2 separate regions of the Homo sapiens genome follow, and region 1 is linked to region 2. The links are chromatin loops, found by intact Hi-C in ENCODE. Cell type or tissue: dorsolateral prefrontal cortex. All regions are shown on one strand. Each heading gives the region's core, and the rest is flanking DNA. Links, peaks and the distances in the headings are about the cores only.

Evidence for each region. Peaks named below come from ENCODE experiments on the same cell type or tissue, not always from the same donor. Only the 100,000 strongest peaks of a DNase experiment are listed, where the experiment ranks them.
Region 1: it touches region 2 in a loop (2.5-fold over the local background); 2 of 110 quality-filtered maps call a loop at or near these places.

What each region holds. Positions count from the first base shown.
Region 1 is chr19:50,552,959-50,561,892 of GRCh38, reverse strand. All of the region lies in intron 1 of LRRC4B (leucine rich repeat containing 4B), which reads left to right. Among named protein-coding and RNA genes, the nearest start is that of LRRC4B, 11 kb to the left of the region's middle. RefSeq lists silencers at 5,362-5,421, 5,522-5,631. In dorsolateral prefrontal cortex, for the core only: CTCF peaks have their summits at 4,942 and 5,154 (motif pointing right); DNase peaks (open chromatin) are centred at 5,142, 5,779 and 6,254; H3K4me3 peaks cover 1,896 bases; H3K27ac peaks cover 1,720 bases.
Region 2 is chr19:50,655,676-50,664,609 of GRCh38, reverse strand. It overlaps C19orf81 (chromosome 19 open reading frame 81), which reads right to left. Exons shown (of 5, transcript NM_001195076.2): 2 at 8,488-8,560; 3 at 8,264-8,384; 4 at 6,482-6,621; 5 at 5,304-5,663. The coding sequence ends at 5,468. It overlaps SHANK1 (SH3 and multiple ankyrin repeat domains 1), which reads left to right. Exons shown (of 24, transcript NM_016148.5): 24 at 1,928-5,355. The coding sequence ends at 2,645. It also overlaps a transcript of SYT3 not described here. Among named protein-coding and RNA genes, the nearest start is that of C19orf81, 11 kb to the right of the region's middle. RefSeq lists enhancers at 1,528-2,185, 2,186-2,844, 6,670-6,739 and a silencer at 6,360-6,449. In dorsolateral prefrontal cortex, for the core only: a CTCF peak has its summit at 5,427; DNase peaks (open chromatin) are centred at 5,136, 5,449 and 6,309; H3K4me3 peaks cover 1,910 bases; H3K27ac peaks cover 1,589 bases.

The sequences.
Region 1 (8,934 bases), core at 3,966-6,465, 100 kb after region 2:
AATTCCTGACCTCAAGTGACCCACCTGCCTCAGCCTCCCAAAGTGCTGGGATTACAGGTGTGAGCCACTGCACTCGGCCATAAAATTGTTAATAATCACAATAATTAGGTTGTTAATAACAATACACTCATAGAAGGTTAGACTTTTGGAGTTGGGGGAGAACAGGGTCTTGCTCCGTTACCCATGCTGAAGTGCAGGGGCACAACCACAGCTCACTGCAGCCTTGACCTCCTGGGCTCAAGCGATCCTCCCGCCTCAGCCTCCCAAGTAGCAGGGATTACAGGCGTGCACCACCACACCCAGCTAATTTTTGTATTTTTTGTAGAGAGGGGGTTCTCACTATGTTGCCCAGGCTGGTCTGGAATTCCTGAGCTCATGCGATCCTCTTGCCTTGGCCTCCCAAAGTGCTGGGATTACAGGCATGAGCCACCACGGCCAACAAGTCTAGACTTTTGAAGGCATTGAAGCTGCTATAACTTAGGGGCTGTCAGGTTCTCAATCTTGTTTATGCCTCTCAAGCACCAGAAGGGAAAGGACTCCCCATGCTGATTCTCACAGTAGAGAATCAGCCCTCACCGACGTGGGGGTTGTAGGATCTTGTTGCGGGAAGGGCAAAGACCCCAAATGTGATCCCATGGGCCCCCCACTCCTTGACAGATGAGTGGTTTTGATCCAGCCAGAAATGCTGGATTTACAATGGCAGAGAAGTGGCGGGGTTGGGTGGGGAGGGGGCTGAGTCATGGAATGGGAAAACTGTTTGTTCTTCTGACCCGTAAGAATAAATACCGTTTTTTGTTTTTTTAAGACGGAGTCTCACTCTGTCACCCAGGCTGGAGTGCAGTGGTGCTATCTTCGCTCACTGCAACCTCCACCTCCCAGGTTCAAGCGATTCTCCTGTCTCAACCTCTTGAGTAGCTGGGATTACAGGCACGCACCACAGCGCCTGGCTAATTTTTTGTATTTTTAGTAGAGACGGGGGTTTCACTGTGTTGGCCGGCCTGGTCTTGAACTCCTGACCTCAAGCGATCCGCCCGTCTCGGCCTCCCAAAGTGCTGGGATTACAGGCGTGAGCCACTGCACCCGGCCGAGAATAAATGATAACTTTTAATGTAGCTGTCACTTAAGTGTCAAGCACTGTACATGGTCTCCAGGAACCCCAACAAGCTATTAATAGGTGTCATTATCTTCACAGACTGCAAGGCGGAGCCTGGGGCGGGGGACACAGGGAGAAAGTGGCCAGCCAGAGTTTCAACCCAGTTTTCCTCAACACCAACACTCTTTCCACCTCTCCATCCTTCCTCTTCACAGGACGGTGTGATGAGGTAGACGAGGAGAAGGAGGATCTTCTGGATCCTGGAATAAGTTCACTGAGCATTTTCCTTTTATGCCCCAGGCATTTCCCTAAACTCATCACAGATATCAGACCTTCCCCACCTACAGGTGAGCAGACCGAGGTCCTGAGGGGTGAAGCTCCCTTTGCAAGCCAACATGGCTAGTAACTGTGGCAGCTGAGGTTCAAACCCAGGTCTAGTTGATTCCAAGGCCCACCTTGAGCTACACCCCTATACAGAGCTCCGGAGAGGAGAGGAGGGGGCTTCATTCTTCATCCCGAAATGGAATATAGGAGTGAGATGGGCACTTAGAGACCCTTCAGCCCCTTGCTGTGAGACCTGCATCCCCTGGGAAACAGAATGACAGCCTCACCCTAGATATGGCGATGCAGAATCTGCAGTTTTTTGTTATTGTTATTGTTATTTTGAGACAGAATCTCACTCTGTCACCGAGGCTGGAGTACAGTGGTGCGATCTCGGCTCACTGCAACCTCCGCCTCCCAGGTTCAAGTGATTCTCCTGCCTCAGCCTCCCGAGTAGCTGGAACTACAGGCAGGTGCCTCCACGCCCAGCTAATTTTTGTATTTTTATTAGAGACAGGGTTTCACCATGTTGGTCAGGCTGGTGTCAAAACTCCTGACCTCAAGTGATCTGCCCGCCTCAGCCTCCCAGAGTGCTGGGATTACAGGCGTGAGCCACTGCGCCCGGCCAGAATCTGCCTCTTAACAAGATTCCCAGACAGCTGGACACACATTCATGTCTGAGAAGCATTGCTCCAGTTCACATAGTTTTCAGCTTTTTATGACTTTTAGCAGCACCCTTTTGTTGTAAACAAAATAACTATGCACAACCCTGTGAGAGAAAACAGATCGGATCAGCGTCCTTCCTAGGCAGGACCCCTATGAGTGGAGCTGGCGGGGGCCACGCCCCTCCCAACCTGCAAACTCGCTCTCACGCCCCACTGCCTGAGCCTTGGCAACAAATACTGTTGTAAAAACCACCAATGCCAGGCCAGGGCCCAGTTCTCTTCTGGGGTGAATTCAGTTCAGGGGTGTTAAGCCGCCCCATCCCAGCACAGAATCACAGTCCAGGGACCTGGAAGTTCAGTTTTTTTTCTTTCCTTTTTTTCAGACAGAGTCTCGCTCTGTTGCCCAGGTTGGAGTGCAGTGGCGCCATCTCAGCTCACTGCAACCTCTGCCTCCTCGGTTCAAGTAATTCCCCTTTCTCAGCCTCCCCAGTAGCTGGGATTATGGACGCCCGCCACCAGGCACGGCTAATTTTGTATTTTTAGTAGAGGTGGAATTTCAGCATGTTGGTCAGGCTGGTCTCAAACTCCTGACCTCAGGTAATCCGCCCACCTTGGCCTCCCAAAGTGCTGGGATTACAGGCGTGAGCCACCACCCCCGGCCCTCTTTTCTTTTTCTTTTTCTTTTTCTTTTTTTTTGGAAGTTCAGTTTTTATCTCAAAGCCTACCCAAATCTGGCTATCCATGGGTATGGCAGTGCCTCAGTGTGCCCTTCTGTAAAATGGGCAGCAGCAGCTCTCGCCATGGGCCCCTTGCGGGGACTGAATGAGCTCTTGCAGGCAGCTCCCGCAGCGCAGGCCTGGCACAGGCAACCAAGGCAGCGCTGGTCAGGTGCTCAGGCCTCAGACTCTCCATAACATTCCATTTCTCCAGCTGTGATCTCCCTGGCTTCTCCATGAGTCCCATAAGAGCCCTGTGAGGTAGCTGGGCAGGGCCAAGGAGCAGACGGAGCGGCACTTCAGGGACTCAGGCAGAAGCAGTTCCAAGCAGGATCAGTGGTTAGATCCATGCTGTCCAACACAGTAGCTGCCACAGCCACTGCCATGCATGAGCAGCAACAGTCACATCAAGTCGAATGAAGAATTCAGTCCCTGCTCCTTCTCGACATACGTCACGTGCTCCGTAGCCTCGTGTGGCTGGTGGCCACCAGTGCTGGACAGCACGGAGAGAACATTTGCATCATTGCAGAGAGTCTGTTTGACAGTGATGCATTGATATATTGAAATACAGCCGGGTGCCGTGGCTCACGCTTATAATCCAGCACTTTGGGAGGCTGAGGCAGGAGGATTGTTTGAGGCCGAGAGTTTGAGACCAGCCTGGGCAACATGGCAAAAGCTTATCTCTACAAAAATACAAAAAAATTAGCCGGGTGTAGTGGTCCACGCCTGTAGTCGGCTACTCAGGAGGCTGAGGTGGGAGGATCACCTGGGCCTGGGAGGTGGAGGCTGCAGTGAGCTGAGATCACGCCACTGCACTCCAGCAGAAATTTGTGTGATGTGTGTGTGTGTATGTATGTATGTGTGTGTGTATGTGTGTGTGTGTGTGTGTGTGTGTGTATGTATACAGTTGACCCCTGACCAACTTGGGGGCTAGGGGTGCCAGCCCCCTGTGCAGTTGAAAATCTGCCTGTAACTTTTGACTCCCCTAAAACTTAACTCCTAATAGTGTTCTGTTGATTGGACACCCTACCAATAACATAAACAGTCAGTTAACACATTCATGTTAAATGTATTCTATCCTGAATTCTGACAATAAAGTAAGCTAGAGAAAAGAAAATGTTATTGAGAAAATGCTAAGGAAGAGAAAATACATTTACTAGCCACTAAGTGGAGTGTATCATCGTAACGGGCTCCCCTGATTGTCTTCACGTTGAGTAGGCTGTGAGCAGGAGGAGGGGGCGGTTGTCTTGCTGTCTCAGGAGTGGCAGAGGCAGGAGAAAGTCCACATATAAGTGGACCACACGATTCAAACCCCTGTCCTTCAAGGGTCAAGTGTAGTCCTCCGCTGGCTGGTAAATAGCTCACCTCAGCCCTTCCTGGGTCCCCACCACCCCCCACCCAGCCCTCCCAGCCCTCTTCTGAAACCTGCTGTTAATTCCCATTTCTCTGATGAGGAAACTGAGTGGCCACAGGGTACTGTTCCTAGCGGAAAATTGGCAGCACCGGGGGGTCGGAGCCCAGGTTTCTGCTTTTCCTGGCTTCCAGCCAGGCTCCGAGTCCTATATGTCACTTGCTGGTCACTTGCTGTGTGCCAGGCCCTACTTGGGCCCCCTTGCCACAGCCCCATGCAGCATCATCAGAGAGGCTGCAGCTGGCCCAAAGTGGCACAGCCAGGGACTGGACGGGAGCCGGGTGGGCGGTGTGTCCCCAGCTCCCCTGCTGCCCTGTGGGTGTGACCAGAGCGAGGCACCGCCTGTGAGTGGAGATTGGGGCTGGGGGGCCTGTGGCAGGGACTTTTGCATTCTCTTCTCCCCGTAACTGCTTCCCGCCCCACATCCTCTTCTGGCTTTTGGAATTTGACCCCAGATCTATAAGAAGAGCCTGGCTCCTCCCTCTCCCTCACCTCCTACACCGCCTCCAGGTTCTGCCACTTTTACAAATTTGCTTTATCTGTTCACTCTTTCCCTTCTCTCCATCCCCGTGGCTCCAGCCGCGGCCTCATCCTCTACCCCCGGACCCCTGGCGCAGCTCCTCCCTGGCCTCCAGCCGCGCCGCTCCAGTCCACTCAGAGGGGTCCTTCACCCACCAGAGCTGAGCCTGCCCCTCTGTTGTCACAGCCCGTTGTGAGAGGAAGGAGGGCCCCCCCGCCCCCGGCCCATTGCCACGGCCTCTGTAACAGCTCGACATTCCCTCCTCCCGGCTTCCCTCCTGGACGTTCCGGGGCCCACCCTGTGCCCGCCCTCTCACTTAGCCCTCGGACGGCTCCCCCACCCCCACACTTGCCTCCCTAGAGACCCAGGGCTCCTTGCCTCGGGTGCCAGCAGAGGAACTGCCGGTAGGGGGCGCTGGCTCGCTCGTTCCTGCAGCAAATACTGAGGCTCGGAGGGGCCAGCGCCGTTGGCCGGCCTTGAGGATGCAGCCGTGGACGCCGCGGCAAAGCCCTCAGGGGCTCCCCTCTTAGCAGGAAGGCAGGCAATGAACGCAGGAACAAATCACCGAGCATCAGGTGCTGGGTGGCCGTGACACGAGCTGTGAAGAAAAGGAAGTGCAAGGGATACGGACGGTAGGGGGAGCTCAAAGAAGACCTCCTGGAGGTGTCGTGGGAACGCAGAGCCCCCCCTGACCCCAGGAAGAGCACCCCCGGCTGGCCGAGGGCACAGCAGGGGCAAAGTCCCCTCAGGGGAACGGGTCTGGTGTGGATGGGAAGAGCCTGGGTGGGAGGCGCCTGGTGGGTGGGAGGAGCCTGGGGGAGAGCGGCGTGGCTGCACGGGAAAGGACAGCCCCCCTCCAAGCAAGTCACCACCTCACCCCCACCCACTGCACCTCACCCCCACCCCGACTGCACCCCCACTGCACGGGCCGCCTGTTGGTCCTGCTGCCCAGTGGCCAGTGGCCCGGGAAATTCGTGAGCTGAGCCAAGCCCCTAGTCCTGCTTCCTCATCAGCAGCTCCTAGGGGGCCTGGACTGCCCTTTCCCTAAGGTTCTTCTACCTCCAGACATAGAAGCCTGACAATTCTCGGCGCTGTGGGGCTGCTTTTATTTTGAAAGCATTCAGGACATGGATTGGCTCAGAACGCCAGCGCTGCCTGTCCCCTCCCCCAGAACCCGGGTCTCTCCCATAGGACCGGCTTCCAGGGACAGAAGGGCTCATCCCTCCCCGGCTTCAATCCCTCTCCACCCTCTGGGCTCCAGGCTCCACTTCTGCCCCAGTCCCTCGCAGTGGGGAAGTTCTTCTCTAGCTCTAACCTCCAGGCCTCTTGCTGCAATGGTAGTCAATTTCCTATCTTCCCTCTGGCCGTCTGAATTTAGCCCCCCACCCCACCCCAAAAAATGAGTGCGCCTGACAGGAACGTTCCCTGCCTCCCATTTCTCCTCACCCCGCCTCTCCTGGGTCCCCGAGTTTCCGATCTGCCATCTGCCTGAATCCTCCCAGGCACAGTGCCCGAGATCTCTCAGAGCTGGGGCTGGGGAGGATGGCGAAGCCGGTGAGGACTCAGCTTCACGCCTCGAGTGCCCGGGCCCTCCCAGCCTCTGCCTTCGCCTGGATCTCAGCTCCATCTCGGGGCCTCCTGTCCTCCTGCCCCTTTCATGCCCCTTTGTATGCCTGTGTCTGTCTCCCTGTGACTCTGCCACTCTCTGCCCCTCGTACTTCTCCTCTTTGGGGTCCTTCTGTGTCTGCACCTCTGGCTTGTTCCTTGCACCAGGTGAGGGAGGAGAACAGGTGTACCCTTGTGATGGGTCCTCTCCCGGGGCAGCTGCGGTGGGAGAGGCAACCGTGGTGACCTGGCTAAGTTCTGGGACTGGGGTTCCAATGCCGGCTGTGCTGCTGGAGGGCTGTGTAACCTTTGGCAAGTGCCGCTCACCTCTGAATCTGTAAAATGGGCACAAGAACCATCCCTTCCTCCCAGGGCCGTGGGGAGAAGCCAGCAGCTTGAGGAGTGGATAGCATGGCACCCACATGTAATCAGTATTTCCCATCACTACTAGGGGTGCGTGGGGGCAGAGGGCAGTCCATGGAGCCTCTGCCAGCCGGGCGTGAAGCCGTGGTGGGGTGTCGGGCGTGTGATATCCTGTGCAGTGCGGGTGACTGCAGGGGCTGAGGAAGGGTGGCTGTTCAGCATGCCTGTGGCCTTGCCTGCACCCTGCCCCCCACACACAGGCAGCCTCCATGGGAATTGTTGCTGCTGTCAGGCCACACTTGGGGGTCTTTGGGGCCCCTGGACTCTGGCAAGGCTGACCTAGGAGGGGCCACTTCCTAGCCGTGTGTTTCGCATTAGGCAACTAACAGTACCTCTGTGTGTCTCAGCTTTGCTAGCTGGGAACTGGGTGTAATAGCAGTCTTCTCTCAGAGGGTTGATGTGAACTGCGGTGGCTAATGCAAGTAAAGCTCCCAGAATGGTGCCCAGTCAGTGCCAGATGTGTGTTGGACGTTACCACCTTTGGTGGTGTCATTATTCAGTGAGTTCACGCAAGTCAGATGTGTGTGCGGAAGAGATGAGGTTAGCCAGCATTCCTGTTATCCAGGTCAGAGGGCTCTATCTGGGGACAACTGGGGCCAGGTGCCCTCTCAGTATGCAGCTGTATCCAGGAGTGTAGCTCACGCAGGTGGTATCTGAGGTTTGGGCAGAGTGGTAGCTTTCCTCTGGGTGCACGGAGCTGCGCTGGGGACCTCCTGTTTGGAACCTGAGGTGTAGTATCTGGGACTTAGCCATCCGGGTGGTGCTGGGGCACGGAGGGTGACCCAGGGCATGGAGGGTGACCCGGGACATTGGTGTCCAGCTGACGTGAGATGTGTGCTTCCTCGGCCAGGTACGGTGGCCCACACCTGTCATCCCAGCACTTTGGGAGGCCAAGGCAGGTGGATCACTGGAGGTCAGGAGTTCAAGACCAGCCTGGCCCACATGGTGAAACCCCCGATTCTAACTTAAAATACAAAAATTAGCCGGGGTGGTGGTGAGCGCCTGTAGTCTCAGCTACTCAGGAGGCTGGGGCAGGAGAATTGCTTGAACCCAGGAGGTAGAGGTTGCCATGAGCTGAGATCGCGCCACTGCACTCCAGCCTGGGCAACAGAGTGAGACTCTGTCTCAAAAAAAAAAAAAAAAAAAAGGTGCTGCCTCTGCCAGCAGGCCTCCTGGGATGGAAGGGGACCTGGGGACCGAGGGTGTCCAGGGCTGGGAGCCTGCATTGTGCAGCTATTGCAGTGCGGCCTGGCTCGGTGTGCAGAACGGAGAGTGGGGGTATCTGTGTGTGAGCGTGGGGGGAAATAGACTCACAGTGATGATAACGTACCCATCCGTCCCTGCACCCAGTGTTTGGTGAGCAACTGCCATGTGCCCAGCACTGTTGTGGGTCCTGGGAACCAAATAGTCACAAACTGACTGCCCTCGGGAAACTTGCCTTCAAGCGCACGGACCCATATAAAAGCTCAGATGCTGATAAATGTCATGGAGAAAAAGGAAACAGAGAAGGTTCTGGAGAGGGATAGGGGTGCTGTTTGATGCGGGGCGGTCAGGACGGCCTCACTGAGAAGGTAGCATTGGAGCACGGACCTGATAGAGAGCAGGGCAAGAGCCCTGTGGACAACCGGCAAAGAGCATTCCAGGAAAAGGGAAGAGCAGGTGCAAAGGCCCTGGGGCCGGGGTGTGCACGGCCTGTTCTGGAAACAGCGAGTGAGCAGGGGGAGGAGGGAAGCGATGAGGTCAGAGGAGGAGCTGGGGTGGAGAGTGGAGACCTGAAAACTGAAGTCCTCATCTCTGCTCTGAGTGGGACGGGAGCTGTGGAAGGCTGTGGAGCAGAGGCGGGGCAGGGTCCATGGGGTGTTGACAGGATACCCCTCGCTGCCCGTGGGGAACGCACGGGGAGTGGGGGTGAAGGCAGAAATGGGGAGGCTGGAGGGGAGGACACTGTAATCGTTCAAGAGGGAGATGGGAGCCAGGTCAGGGAAGTAGCCTGGGCGTGGGGAGAAAGATCCTCTGATTCTGGGGTCTGATTCCGCATATGTTGTGAAGACAGAACTCTTTACCAAGGATTTAGCGATTTAATCCCCACAGTGGCCCTAGGAGGCAGATACTCCCATTATCCCTGTTTCACAGTGGAGGGAACTGCAGCTTGGGAGAATAAGCCACCGGCCCGAGGTTAC
Region 2 (8,934 bases), core at 4,341-6,840:
CCTTCTCAGCTTCCAGTCCCAACCCTGCACTTTCTACCTGGGTGATCTTAGGCAAATGAATCCACCTCTCTGTAGAAGTGGAATGGCCTAGTGCCAGCCCAAAGAGTTTTTGAGAGGATTTAGTGTGTGCCATTGTTGTAACATGGGATGGGGGAAGAGGGGGCCTCGAACAAGAGCCCAGCAACTTCTACGTGGGGAAATACGGGATGATGCAGATGCTTCCCAGAGCAGCCAGTCAGCTGCATCGTCGCAGAATTCGAGCCCATTCAAGACCTTCTAGTCCTAGAGAAAGTAGAGTTACATTTCTGCTTCAGATACACAGAGGGTTGGGAGCAGGTTTTAAATATCCTTGTCCATCTACAGAGTTCACTTGAATTCTGTTTGAAGGTCTGCTATCCAAATGTGTCTGACCTTCAAATGTGGGTTCAGGGAGTGTATATTTGGGGCAACTTAAATCTATGCTCCCAGGTTGAAAAAAAAAAAAAAAGAAAGAAAAGAAAAAGGAGGCTGGGCACAGTGGCCTGCCTCTGTAGTCCCAGCTACTCAGGAGGCTGAGGTGGGTGGATCACTTGAGCCTGGAAGGTTGAGGCTGCAGTGAGCTGATATGACACCAAGGCACTGCAGCCTGGGGAACAAAGTGAGACCCTGTCTTAAAAAAAAAAAAAAAAAGAGAGAGAGAGAGAGAAAGAAAAGAAAAAGGAAGTGTATATTATTAGAGCAACTTGAATCAATGCTCCTACGCTGTAAAAATAAACAAACAAATGTGGGTTTATTAGGCCTTTAAGAACTGAATGCAATTCCTTGACTATTCTTAAGTATTCTGGTTAGAGAAGAGGATTTTTTTTTTCTTTTCTTTTTTTTTTTTTCCACTGCTTGTAGCAGCAACAGGAAGGATGCTTAATTCAGTCAACAATTGCATTAATTATTGACTCATGACCTATGTGTGCAGAGTGCCCTTCTGGGTGATGGGATCCCCTGCTGGACAGGACAGGCAAAGACTGTGCAACTCCACAGGGCTCATAGTCTAGGGACATAGGAGTGGGGGCGGGGCAGTAAACAAAATAATTGCAACCATCCTACAAAAAAAGCTACCACAATGGGATGGGTGGAGAAGGTCTCTCATGTAACAGGCAAGGTGGGCAGAGTAATGAAAGTGGAGAGGGAGCAGCTGCCCAGGGCAAGAGTGAGCCAGGCAGGGGGAGCAGCCAGTTCAAAGGCCCTGAGGTGGGACAGTGCTGGAGGGGAGGGAACGAAAGGGATGAGGGGAACCTTTTTCTCCCCTTGTTTCTTCTCTCTTTCATCTCCCTCTCTTCATCTCTCTCTCTCTGTGTCCCCTGTCCCTTCCATCTCTCTCCCCTGGATGCTCACCCTCTTTTTGTCTCTCTCTCACTGTCTCCCCATCTTTCACTCTGCTACGACTGGCCATAACCTGAAAGGCAGTATAGAATAGTGGTGAAGAGCTCAGACTTTGGTGCCATATAACCGGGCTCTGCCACTTCCTGTGTGTCCTTAGGCAAGTTATTTAACCTCTCTGTGCTGATAATAATAGTAACCTGCATCAGGGCTGTCGTGGGGATTAAACTGAGATGCAATCATGTAAAGCACTTAGAACAATGCCTGGCACACGTGAGCATCAGTAAGCGGTGACGATTATTATTATTATCACTTAATGTCTCTTTTTCTTTCATCTCTCTTAACTGTCGCCCTCTCCCTGTCCTCTCATCTTTCTCTCCCTTCATTTCTTTCCTCGACGGCCGGCCGTCTTACCCCTTGCTCCCTCCATTTCTTCCCGTCTCTCCTCCGTCTCTCCCCCTACCCTTATGTCTCTCCTCCTCTCTCCCTATATCTTGACCTCTGCCTCTTTCTCACCCCTGCCCTTGCCCCCTAAATCCCTGTCCTCCCCCACTGCCCCCTTGTCACATTCCAGACTCTCCGACGACTCCCAGTCCTCACTCCTCTCCAAGCCTGTCAGCAGCCTGTTTCAGAACTGGCCCAAACCACCTCTGCCGCCACTCCCCACCGGAACAGGGGTCTCCCCTACAGCCGCTGCGGCCCCAGGGGCCACCTCACCCTCAGCCTCCTCCTCCTCCACGTCCACCCGCCACCTCCAGGGCGTGGAGTTCGAGATGCGGCCCCCTCTGCTCCGCCGGGCCCCCAGCCCCTCGCTGCTGCCCGCCTCGGAGCACAAGGTCAGCCCTGCGCCCAGGCCCTCGTCCCTGCCCATCCTGCCTTCCGGACCCCTCTACCCAGGCCTCTTTGACATCCGTGGCTCCCCAACTGGAGGGGCAGGAGGCTCGGCTGACCCCTTCGCCCCAGTCTTTGTGCCGCCACACCCGGGGATATCCGGGGGGCTCGGGGGAGCCTTGTCAGGGGCCTCGCGCTCCCTCTCACCGACCCGCCTGCTCTCGCTGCCCCCGGACAAGCCGTTTGGCGCTAAACCTCTGGGGTTCTGGACCAAGTTCGACGTGGCTGATTGGCTGGAGTGGCTGGGTTTGGCGGAGCACCGAGCCCAGTTCCTGGACCACGAGATCGATGGCTCCCACCTGCCCGCCTTGACCAAGGAGGACTACGTCGATCTAGGTGTGACCAGGGTGGGCCACCGCATGAACATCGACCGGGCTCTCAAATTCTTCCTGGAGAGGTGATGGCTGGCCTGGACGGACCAGCCCCGTCCACAGAACTCTTGAGCCTGCTGGCCTCTTGACCTCTGACCCCTGACTGTCATTCTCTCCCCGGGCCAGGGACTCTGTTCAAACTGCGCCCTGCCCTCATCTCCCAAGGCCAGAGGTCACCAGGTGGCCCAATCCAGGCCGGACATTTGCACCTCACTGAAGGGGGGCAGCTGACACAAGAGTGTGTGTGTGTGTGTGAAGCGGGGAGCGGAGGGGGGATAGGAGAAATTACAGAGGGGAATTGAGAAGGAGGGAAGGGCCTATTCTGGGGGGAGGGGATAGACAGAGCCATAGAGGGTCAGCCCTGAGCCCGATTGGATGGGGACTGTCCCCCAGGCCGCAGGGGAAGGGGGTGCCCTCGGATTCCACCACCTGCCACCCCTCTAACAACCCTTCCCACTCTCTCCAGGCCCCTCAGCTCTCCCCCCTTCCCCTCTCCCCAGCACACACAGCTGCCCCCCTCAGCCTCTTGCACGCTCCGTTGCACGCCTGCTCACCTCTCTCCCCTCCCGTCCCCGGGCTGCAATTTTGCACAAATTTGCCCTCTCGCTGTCTTGCACATTCTGCCTTTGCTTCTGGCTGGCGAGGCCCGCTCAAATACACTCTGCTCTCCTCGCACACGCTGCATTTCCTTTCTCACGCTCCATGCCTCCTTCTCTGCTTCTTGCTGCTTACACACTTTTCCCCTACCAGGGCCCTCCTTTACACACTCCATTTCACATCTCCTCCTCCCCGCTCGCTCTGGACCCTTGTTGCAGACACACTTGGGACACATTTTCCCTCCCCCTCACAGACTCCATGCACATCATTCATTCTCTGGAGTGCCCTGCTCTTTGCTCAGCCCTTGCACACTTGCTATCTTATGCACCCCTCCTGACACACTCTTACCTCCATTTTCTTACGTTGAAGCACTTTCCCTTCTTATTCTTAAAAACCCCAGATTCTTCCACTCCCCAACTCTCCCCTCTCACCATGACACTCCTAGCCCCCCACCCCCCGCCTTCCCTCTTGCCCCTTTTGCACCGTCACTTTTGGTCACGCCTTTTGCACACTTGCCTCCCAGAAACTGTTTCTCTCACACATGCTCATTCTCTTCTTCTTTGCCAGGCTCCCACTCCCTTGCCCCTTTCTGTTTGAAATCTTTGCCCTTCTGCATTTTTGATTCTTTTGTGAACCCTCTTGCACACTTGCTTTTGCACACGCGCCCCCCCCCCCAGCATTTTCAGTGCTCTCCGGAAGCCTTGTTTCTCCCCTTTAATAATGTTCTTGCGCACCATGACATGGCTGCACACCGCATCTTGTCTTTTCTACCTGGATGAGAGCTCTACCACTTCTTTCCTTTTGCACACTCATCTCATTCCATGCACTCTTGGGCTGTAACTGTCATTTCTTTTCCTGACACGCTTATTTTTTATTCCTGTTGACAAGCAGCTCTTGCGGCCATTCTCATTCGGATTCTCTTACCTCCTTAAGCTCTTTCTCTTCCTGGTGAGAGAAGACCCTATGCACACTGGCTTCCTGCTCACCATGCTTCCACACTCGAGCCTCTCCCTGCCTCCAGCCCTCACCCTTCCTCACATCCTCCCTCTTCTGTCTTTCCTGGGCCATCTGTCCATCCCTTTTGCACGAAGATTGCCCTCTCCTAACCTGTCCACTCCAAGAAGCTCCCTCTCCCTCCAGCATGGCTGTTCCTTCCCGCACGCTTCCTCTCTCCGCTTATTCCCGGGGCTTGGGAATGTTAAGCCACCCCTCCCCCTGAAAAGCCCCCTCCCCTGCTGTGGGTAAAGGGGGGAGGGCGTTGCCCTCAGGTCCCCCCCCCATGTTCAGCTGCCAAAGAAGGGAGCTCCCCCTCCTTCCCCAAGCCCATTCCCCCTCTGCTGCCCCCTACCCCCGAGAGGGGGGGGCGCTCCGTCCATGAGGGGAGGGGGCTGCAAGCCCCCTCCCCTCACCATGTCAGGGATCTGCGGGGAACCTCGTGGGAGGGTCGTGGGAGGGGGGAGGGGTGGTGAGAGAGGGGCAGAGGCCGCGCTGGACCCCTACCCGCCCCCTCCCCCTTGTCGGATGCCCCCAGTCCGCAGGGGGCCTGCGCGGCGCCCGTCTATCAAGGGCTCGTTCATTCTGGATGGGTGCCGCGGGGTTGGGGAGGGTGTAGGGGGTGGGGGGGGGAGGAGAGGTCGGGGTGGGGAGTGGGGAGGGACCGAATGCGGGGACAGCGCGGGGTGGAGAGGAGAGAAAAAGCAAAAAGAGGAACAATAACAAAAGAAGAAAATATAAAAAACAGAAAAAAAAAACACAAAACCCCTAGAACACACAAAAAAATCCAGAAAAAAAACCTGAAATAAAAGCCCGAGAATTGTCTTCCAAGGGGGGGTGGGAGGGGAAGAGGAGGGGGGCGGATGAGGACGTCTGATTCTCGCTGAGACAGGGCTCGGCACGCGCTGAAAGCCCCGGTGCCCAGGTCTTCCCTTTCGCGGGCTTCAGTTCATCCCTCAAGGGATTGGGACCCAGGCGTCCACGTACAGGGACTGGAGGAAGATTAGGGACGCGGGATTATAACATGGGGGTTCATTCCTACCCCCCATCACCTCCCTTCCCCTGACTCCCCACCAAGATTTTGCAGAGAGAAATGGCTTTTGTACCAGGTCATTCTTTATAATTAAACTCACAGTATCCACCCCCTCGAGCCGGCCCCGCCTCCTTCCTGGGAAGGCAACGCCCCCTGTCCTCCGGGGCTCCGGGTGGGTGGCCCCAGCCCGCGGGGCGGTGCGCAAGCGCTGCCGGGGCCCGCCCGGGCGTCAGGCCTCCTCGTTCGGCTCCGCCCCCAGGGCCTCGAGCATGCGCCGCCGGACCAGGGAGCGGCGCAGGTGCAGGCGGTAGTCGCCCAGCAGGAGGTCGTCGTGGCGCACGATCTGGTGCGCAAGCCCGCGGGGACTGAGCCCGGAGCGCAGCAAGCGCGAGCGCGTCTGGAAGTCCGTGACCGCGATGAGCCACCTGTAAGGGGGGTGGGGACGGAAAAGGAACTCGCAGGTCGTTTCAGCCCTGGCTTTGATCGTCGAAGAGTCCCTGCCTGGTCCCTGGAGTCGTTTACAGGCCCTGGTCCAGCGGACCATCGCTCCGTCCCTAAACTCCCCTCCAGCCCTGCCCTCTCGCCTGGGTCGCTCTAGGCTCCTTACGCTCTCTTAGCCTGGTTCTGCGTCCTAATCACTGTCTGTCGAGGCTCCATCTCAAACCGCCCAAAGGCCCGACCCTCCACTGGCGACTGCAGGCTGCGCTCTACCCTAGGCACTCCAGGCCTGTCCCCACCCTATCACCCCTGGCCCCACACCTACTATGTGCTCAGTCTCTTCCACCCCCTCACAGCTGCCTTTCCAGGCTCAGACCTCTATCCCGGTCACTACTGGGTCACTCAAACTCGGGCCCCTACTCACTCGAGATCCCTCCTTCTCTCTGATCTCACCGGACCTTACCTCCAACCGCGCTCACTCTTGGCCCCGCCCCTCAGTGGCTCTGCACCAATCTCGCTCTTATCTAGTCCCTCCTGGCCCCGCCCCCCCAAGCTGTCACTCCACTGTCGCCCCGCCTCACAACACCCTTACACCAACCACGCTCTTATCTAGTGGCTCCGGGGCCCGCCCCTCAGCACCCTTACACCAACCACGCTCTTATCTAGTCGCCCCGGGCCCCGCCCATTCATGCTTTCACTCTTGGCCACGTCCCTCAGCGCTCTAAAACCAACCACGCTCTTACCCGGTCGCCCCGGGCCCCGCCCCTCCCGCTCGCTCCAGGCCCCGCCCCCGCCGCTTACTCACCGGTTCCGGCGCCCAGCAGTCCCACAGATGACGTTCATGTTCTCAAAGCGGATGCTGCTCACGCGCCCGCTCTCCATGGCCCCTGGTAACTGGGCCTCCAGGGCTTGCAGCACCTCCAGGTGGGTAAAATCCTCCTCGGGCTGCGGGTGTCGGAGAGAGAACCTCAGCCCGTGGCCTCCTGGTTCATTTTGGGTTCAGAAGTCACCACCCTAGACCCCACCTGCAGAACCTGCCACAGAGTTCCAGGTGGCATTTGAGGGGCAAGGATCGCTCTTAATCCCAGGGTACTGTCGCTATGGTCAAAGGAGACGACAGATTATCTCTCAGATGGGAAAGCATCTACTATCACTCTAGGTCATTCTCCAAAAAAATCAATTCTCACCAAGCCAATTTGCCCCAAAGTCAATGAACAGTTGGCTGAATGATTCACCAACTTAGCCAACTTTACGAATCTACCAAAAACTTTCCCAGCAATTTGCAATGGATGCGCCTGAAAGTTCTTGAAAATTTCTGCCAGGATTTAAGTTACACACCTTTCCTTTTATATTCGTATTAGCATTTTAAGAATGTTCAGTAGTCAAAAGATAAGGGTCATAGGGGTTTTGATGTCTTGTCAATCTATTTAACATTCAGAAACGTGGACTGATCACTAAACACAGTTGCATCACGTGATTAGCATGTCAAGGGTGATAACAGTTGTCATAGCACATAAAATTGCTGAGGAACTAAAATGAAATGAAAATTTTCACGATTTCACTGAAAAATGATGTCACTTCCAGAAAGTCATTCCTTGACTGGGGTGAGAGGGGAGGCTGGAGAGTCCCTTGCTCAAAGCCACAAAGAAGTGGAGTGATGGGGTGGAGACTGATCCCTAAAACGAGGACAGCAATCCCTGTATGCAGGGTGGAGAGTTACACGGATTAGCTGAGAGGGTACCTTGGAGGCCTGTGCCTGGCACACAGTAAGCACCTATTGACATCAGCTCTTCTCAGTCAATTGTTGAGTGCCTGGGACTCTCATATATACCTCTTCTGATTGAAGGCAGGGAGGACCAGTTTACTGAATCTGTCAAAAACATGACCTCTTTCTTTCCCTCCCTCCCTTCCTTCCTTTCCTTTCCTTTCCCTCCCTCCCTTCCTTCCTTCCTTCTTTCTTTCTTTCTTCCTTCCTTTTTTTTTTGACAGAGTCTCACTTTGTCACCCAGGCTGGAGTGCAGTGGCACGATCTCGGCTCACTGCAACCTCCACCTCCCAGGTTCAAGCGATTCTCCTGCCTCAGCCTCCCCAGTAGCTGGGATTCCAGCCACCTGCCACCACGCCTGCCTAATGTTTGTATTTTTAATAGAGACGGGGTTTCACCATGTTAGCCAGGCTAGTCTCAAACTCCTGACCTCTAGTGATCCACCCACCTCAGCCTCCCAAAGTGCTGGGATTACAGGCGTGAGCCACCGCACCCGACACACATGGGCTTTTTCTTGAGTTTTTGTTATATTTGTAAACTTTACAGAAGTGGATTAGTAGGACTCCTTTTGTCCTCCCTCCCTGCCCCCCTCAGCCTCCCCTTTCTTTGCCCGTTGGTCTCCCCTCTGACATGAGCAGTAGATTTCATGACTGACCCTTTGACAAATTCACAATCAGTTTTCAGCAAACTGTCCTGGTGGCAAGCCCACAGCTTATAAGCCAAAAGCCTGAATTTAAACTCTGGCCACACTGCTTCTCAGCCTGTGCCCTTCCCATCACCCCACCAAAACTGTGCAGAAAATAAGGGCACAGGTCCACTCACCAAGGTCTCCATGCAGAGGCAGAGGGGCTGGGAAGCTGGTGGTGTGGGGAACTTCCGGATGCACGGGAGTTCTCGGTCCAGTGCCTCGTACTCTGCAATGACCTGCCGCAGGTACTGCTTTCTAGGGAGAGAGCGAACAGGCAGGGACCTCTGAGGTCAGGGTTCACTGCCATCACATTTGGGGAGGCGGAAGATAGAGGTCATGGGGGCCAGGGACAACTCACGAGGATTTGATGGGCCTGCCCAGGCTCCGAGCCTGCATCTCCTCTGGGGTCTCCAGGTCCATAAGGAGGGCTCCTGAGGACAGAGAACCCAGTGTCAGCTGCCCTGAGCCCTCCTCAGCCATGATTCTGCTTAAATGGCCATCACCAATTGCTTGCCCATGCCACACCCAGAATAGCTTGTATGCCAGATGTTGAGTTACTGTCTCTTAGCTCCAAACTCCACCCCATGACACCGGCTCTGTGATGCCTGGGTTGAGACTCTACTAACCACATTTCTCCTTCAACAGCTGGGTTCCTATTAGGCTCTGCCTAACAGGGGCGCCAGTGGGAGCCTGCAAGGCAGGAGGAAGCAGGAGGAACTTGCTCCTTTTTGCTTCCTCTTCTAGTCACCCCAGGCTTACTTCTTCACTGTGGCAGCATCACTTCAGTAACAACACTTGAATCCAG